Linked DNA regions of Homo sapiens: region 1 is linked to region 2. The links are chromatin contacts, found by Hi-C or POLR2A ChIA-PET in ENCODE. All regions are on one chromosome and are shown on one strand. The core of a region is the stretch at or near the end of the contact, and the rest is flanking DNA. Distances in the headings are between cores, read along the strand shown. Region 1 overlaps PPM1H (protein phosphatase, Mg2+/Mn2+ dependent 1H). Region 2 has its middle 28 kb from the start of MIRLET7I.

What was found. A loop is a pair of places that touch in the nucleus more often than their neighbours do. ChIA-PET counts read pairs that join two places held with the same protein, here RNA polymerase II (POLR2A). Pooled maps may share reads with other maps.
Region 1: a pooled map shows a loop between it and region 2 (2.5-fold over the local background). The contact joins two enhancer-like sites. A Hi-C loop is called at or near these places in 2 of 168 maps with a recorded cell type or tissue (GM12878 and esophagus muscularis mucosa), 5 of 37 single-sample maps with no recorded cell type and 11 of 50 pooled maps. POLR2A ChIA-PET finds 5 or more read pairs at or near these places in 2 of 52 experiments (A549 and PC-9).

The regions. Positions count from the first base shown.
Region 1 is chr12:62,743,469-62,746,168 of GRCh38, forward strand. All of the region lies in intron 4 of PPM1H (protein phosphatase, Mg2+/Mn2+ dependent 1H), which reads right to left. Among named protein-coding and RNA genes, the nearest start is that of MIRLET7I, 140 kb to the left of the region's middle. RefSeq lists an enhancer at 1,867-1,916. Within about 2 kb of position 1,280, at least 5 of the 41 ENCODE cell types and tissues checked have a DNase peak (open chromatin) inside an H3K27ac peak, as active enhancers do.
Region 2 is chr12:62,630,366-62,633,065 of GRCh38, forward strand. No RefSeq gene overlaps it. Among named protein-coding and RNA genes, the nearest start is that of MIRLET7I, 28 kb to the left of the region's middle. RefSeq lists an enhancer at 1-441. Within about 2 kb of position 1,371, at least 26 of the 41 ENCODE cell types and tissues checked have a DNase peak (open chromatin) inside an H3K27ac peak, as active enhancers do.

The DNA of each region.
Region 1 (2,700 bases), core at 30-2,529, 110 kb after region 2:
ATCCCGCTACTTCTCTCCTCTAATGTTATATTTTGGAGTTAAAAACACATATCTTTATTCCCCTAGTCTAAATATTAAGTGGTTAAGAGAAACAGGGAGGGTAAAACAGGATGGTCACTTCGAATATTAACTTGATTTTACAATTTTTCTTAAAGGGATCATATTAACTCTTGTTAAATCTCAACTCAGTGTGATGTTCTCAGAGCAGGACTGACATGTGCCAACAGGTATTTAACAAACAAGCAGAAGAAAAAAAGCTGATAAAAAATATGATTAGGCAACTGACAGAAGGAAAAATGCAACGATTAATAAAGATATGAAAAGATGCTCAATCTCACTAGTCCATGAAAATGCACACTAAAGTAAAAGCAATATATAATTCTGCTCATTAGGTTGGGAAACATTAAAAAAACAACAATATATAGTTTTCATAGAGTAAAAGTCACTTTCATAATGGGAATGGAAATTGTTACACCTTTTACATTGATTACAATTATAATTACATATCCAATGGTTCAGTCATTCCACTTTTGGGAATACATGCTAAAGAAATAAAAGACTCAGTACATAGGATATACATACAATTCAGACTTTTGACGTTATTCATTGGGGCAAAGACTGGAAACAGCCTGAATGTCTGTCAAAAGGGGAACTGTTGAATGGATTGGTTTGTATTCTATAAGCCATTATACAGTCATAAAAAAAAAAAAAAAAAAAAAAGGCCAGGCGCTGTGGCTCACACCTGTAATCCCAGCACTTTGGGAGGCCGAGGTGAGTGGATCACTTGAGGTCAGGAGTTCAAGACCAGCCTGGCCAACATGGTGAAAACCTGTCTCTATTCAAAGTATAAAAATTAGCTGGGCGTGGTGGTGGGTGCCTATAATCCCAGCTACTTGGGAGGATGAGGCAGGAGAATTGCTTGAACCCAGGAGGCACAGGTTGCAGTGAGCCGAGGTTGCACCACTGCACTCCAGCCTGGGCAACAGAGTGAGACTCTGTCTCAAAAAAAAAAAAAAAAAGGAGTGAAATTCTATTTTGTGACCTGGAGTTATCCATGATATAGTAAGTGAGAAAAGTAAACTGCAGAGTAATGGGTGGTACAATCCCATTTTTGTAAAAACAAAAACTATATATAGATATTCCATCTATGTGAGGAGTCTGATTCCATGCCCGAATCCTGTGTGCAATGTTTCAGGCCTGACCACAGGCCATTACAAAGGCTCTGCCCAGCAGGCCTCACGGGGGAAGCTGCCCTCTCCACACCGGATGTGGTGCACAGTCCCTGCACTGCAGCCGCCAGGACAGCTGCAGCCCAGGACTCATACCCCACTAGCCTAGGAGTCTCCACTGAGACACTTCTCTGCTCTGACTCAGTCTTCTTATAGTCCTTCCCCTTCTCTCCCTGGCCCTACAACCCTCGGTCCACAAAATGGCAAAGCCTTTAGTTCAGAGCTCTGGGCAGTGAGACTCCCTCCTGCCAGCGCTGCATGTCATCTGCCAGACCTTCACCTGGTGCCGTCCTATGGGGAAAAATGGAAGAGCACTTTCCTCTTTGCCTCTTGCCAGGACTACTGCAGTAAGAGAAGAAAGGTTTGGTTGTTACTTTCTGTTTGGTTCATTGTCCTAACTGACCACCTCGACACCTAGCAGCTTGATAACATATAATTATGTTTCAATGAGTGGCAAGGAAGTTATGGAAGTGGGAGAGAAAGTTAATTTTTCTTTTTAAAAAATTTTATTATTTTTAATTTTTTAAATTATTATTATTTTCTTTATAGAGACGAGGCCTCACTATGTTGCCTAGGCTCGTCGCGAATGCCTGGGCTCAAGCAATCCTCCCACCTCAGTCTCCCAAAGTGCTGGGATTACAGGCATGAGCCACCGCACCTGGTTAACTTTTCTTTATATATTTTTGTATTATTTGACTGTTACAGGAAACGTATGCTCCTTTTGTAAGTTTGAAGAGGAACTGATTTGTCCAGATTTGGCTATGCAGTCACAGAAGACCTAGAGTCTTCCTGAATGCTGATTCATCTTTGTAATGTTACCACCCTTCATGACCCCATGTGCCTCAAGCACCTCTCCATGAAGTTCTTCTACTAGGTGGCCCAACCACATCTCAGAGGCCATTATTTGGAGCTCAGTCACAGCAGCACAACTATCCTGCATCTGTTTCAGGAGCCACTAACTAAGAAGCCAGTGACTGAATCTTCTTAGAAAAATAAGAACTGGTTAAGCCTAAAACTGTCTGTACTTTTCTACATCACTTGTGCTTTATGGAAAGGACCCAGAAAAATAGGTTTAGAACTGCCAATCACATTCAAAATAAAAGTATAAGAAGAGGTTCCAAGTGAGGGATTAAATGCATGCATGACTAAAGAATTCATCAGCTCTTTGATTGAAGGTTAGATCTTGTTAATCTTAGCCATATAAAGAAGTCTAGACCAGGCATGACGGCTCACACCTATAATCCCAGCACTTGGGGAAGTCAAGGCAGGAAGATCACTTGAACCCAGGAGTTGGGACCAGCCTAGGCAACATACTGAGACCCTCGTCTCTACAAAAAAATAGAAAAAATTAGCCAGGCGTTGTGGTACATGCCCATAGTCCCAGCTACTCAGAAAGCTTAGATGGGAGGATCACTTGAGCCCAGAAAGTCAAGGCTATGATGAGCTATGATCATGCCACTGCACTCCAGCC
Region 2 (2,700 bases), core at 121-2,620:
TGGCCCAAACAACCCCCAAATCCGTTTTTGTTGTCCTGGGAGGTAATCCTTACCTTCCACTCCACTTTGCTCTTTAATGAGACTAAATGGGCCACCTTTGTTTCTTCTCAAGCAGCATTTGATGAGACTAGTCAGCGATGACAGGCAGCTTTCATCCCCCACTGAGCCAATTCCACCCGGCAGGATTGCACTTGCCCACCTTGATAGGTGGCAAGACAATTACTGATGGCTTTCTAGACCTGCTTCAAAGCTTCCTGTAACCTGGCAGCGAATGAAATGCACAACCTTCCAACTCAATGACATTTAAGGCAACCACTCATCGGTTCAGGCAGCAAAATAAATTGGTACTCAGCTGCTCCCAGTCTATTTTTCTGGTTAGAACTATAAAGAAAAGAAATGATTGTGCCACTGCATGTGTGACAACAACCTGCCCCCTCCCTCAAGCAATCACATTCTCTTGCTCTCTCTGGCTTTGTTCTGGTCCACCTGAAGAACAGAGTGTTAAGGATTATATTTGGAGGTTGCCTAGTGCTATATGTCTACATCTGAGTCCTACACATACAGATAAATATGATGAATGGATATACATTTAAATTACATATCCACCCCTACTGAATTTGTCATTCATTCGTATGAAAATATTTTCCATTAAATATGATAACTCCCTAAAATTCTTATTTAGTCCTTTATTCATGGGACTAAAGTTGCATCACTCAATGGTGACATTTAAAGGACAGTTAATACTGTAACACAGAATAATGACCTTGTGAAGTGTGGTGTATTTGGTGTGCTTATCCAATAATTTATAGATTCCATAAATATTAGTTATGATGTATGAAGAGAACTCAAAAGGCAAGAAATATTTTTCCCAAGGATTGTGAAATGTATCATTTTAAAAAGCATGTTCCAATACTTACTTGCTTCCTGATTTCCCCAAATTTCTTCCCTTCTAAGCCATAAGTGTTGTGTTTCTCCCCCAGTAGTCAAACATTAACAATAAAAACAAGAAAACACTCTTCCTCCCTTCCACCCACCAAACACTGATGTCTTTGGTCTGTACAAACACGAAGAAGAAAAAAAGGAATCAGTCAAACCAAATGATCTTCACTCTCTTTCAGACTAAATCTGCTTTAATCAGTGTGCTAGCACCTTCTGTCAAACTCCCCGACTGCTTAAAGCAATACATTATTCCTTCAGTTTCGGCAAAAGTTAAACCTTTGCCAGCCCCAAAACTGACTCTACGTGGAGGCTGTTGCCAAGTTGATTTTTCTGGCTCAGCCGGGAGGCTGCTCCCTGGCTCTGTTCTAAATTAATAAGGCCAATCAGAAATGCACAAAGCCTGGACGGCCAATCATTCTTCTCGAGGCTTTTGCCATCTCCTCCGCGGTCAGATAAATCATGTTAAAGCCATTCCACCGATGACCATAAATTAGGGGGCCTGGCCGCCGTCCCTCCCAAGGACACCGCAGACTGAGATTATTCTGTCGGCCGCACTCGGCCCCCAAGGAGTAGCACTGCGAGGGTGGAGGGTCCTCCAGCGCGGGGGCGGGGGTGTAGGCCCCGAGTGATTTCCTGCCACAGTGCCGGAGCGGGACTGGCGCTGCCTCCCGGGTCCAGGTTCCAGCCGCTCCCAGCTGTTGGCGGCGCTGCTGAGATGATGGCCTGGATCCCCCAGGTTCCGGGACTCCCCAGGTGGCTCCCCGAGGCTATTTACAGCTGAGGTTCGGCCGGTGATTGCTGGGACGGAAAACTCATTTCTCAGCCTGGCTTTTATTTACACTCTTATTAAGGAGGCTTTCATTCGTGTTGGAATGGCAGCGAGAGGCTGCGGGCCAGGCGGCCGAATGGGTCGTGCCCGAGCGACAGCGGCCGCCTGCGCCGCGACCTTGAGGGCAGAGGAGCGTGGGCGGCGTGCGGGGACAAAGGCGCGCGGGGAGCCTGGGTCACGGCTCTGCAGCAGACACGGGACCTCCACGTTTCTACCACCCCGGAAAGTTGAGCGCCTTGGGGGCTGCATTTCTCCCTTTATTGGTAGCTGGTTCGGCTCGCCCCTTTGCCCGACCACACGCTCTTTGTAAATACAGAATAGGACAAAACGGAAAGAGTGATGTGCTGTCCCCTCCGTCTAAAACCCTAAGTAAATACCCAGTCCTCCCCCAGACTCTTCTCCACCTGTGGTTCAGGTGTCTGGGAAGAAGGCCCTGCACGCCCGTCCGCGCCTCCCCTGCCCGGGGGAGCCCCGGGTAGGCAGTGGCCAAAGACTCTGTAGAACAACTCCCGGGAGGGCAGGCTCGCGGCTGCTCCTCCCGTTGGCAGCGCCTCAAACCCTGGCAGGCCCGCGTGTGTGCATGTGAGCCTGCATGTCCTGAGAATCCCCCTGCAGCCTCGCACATCTGGGTCCCCTAGCCATGCATATTCATGCCCCAGAGCAGTAAACCCAGGTCAGCTGCTCGGAGACAGTGAATCGAGTTCTTGAAAACTGACCAAGCCCGTGACTTCAATAAAATGAAGACAGAGCTGTCTTTTCTCCAACTCCTGAGCAAAGCTCATAACACTTGAGGCATTTTTGTTTTTTTCTGAAAGGGACAAAAGAAACGGGGGAAGTCAGCTGTAGGAGTGGTGTGGAGAGTGTGTCTACAGTTCTTCCATTGCTGTAGAAATCGTGATTTGTTTCTTGTATCCTACCTACTCCCTTTGTTA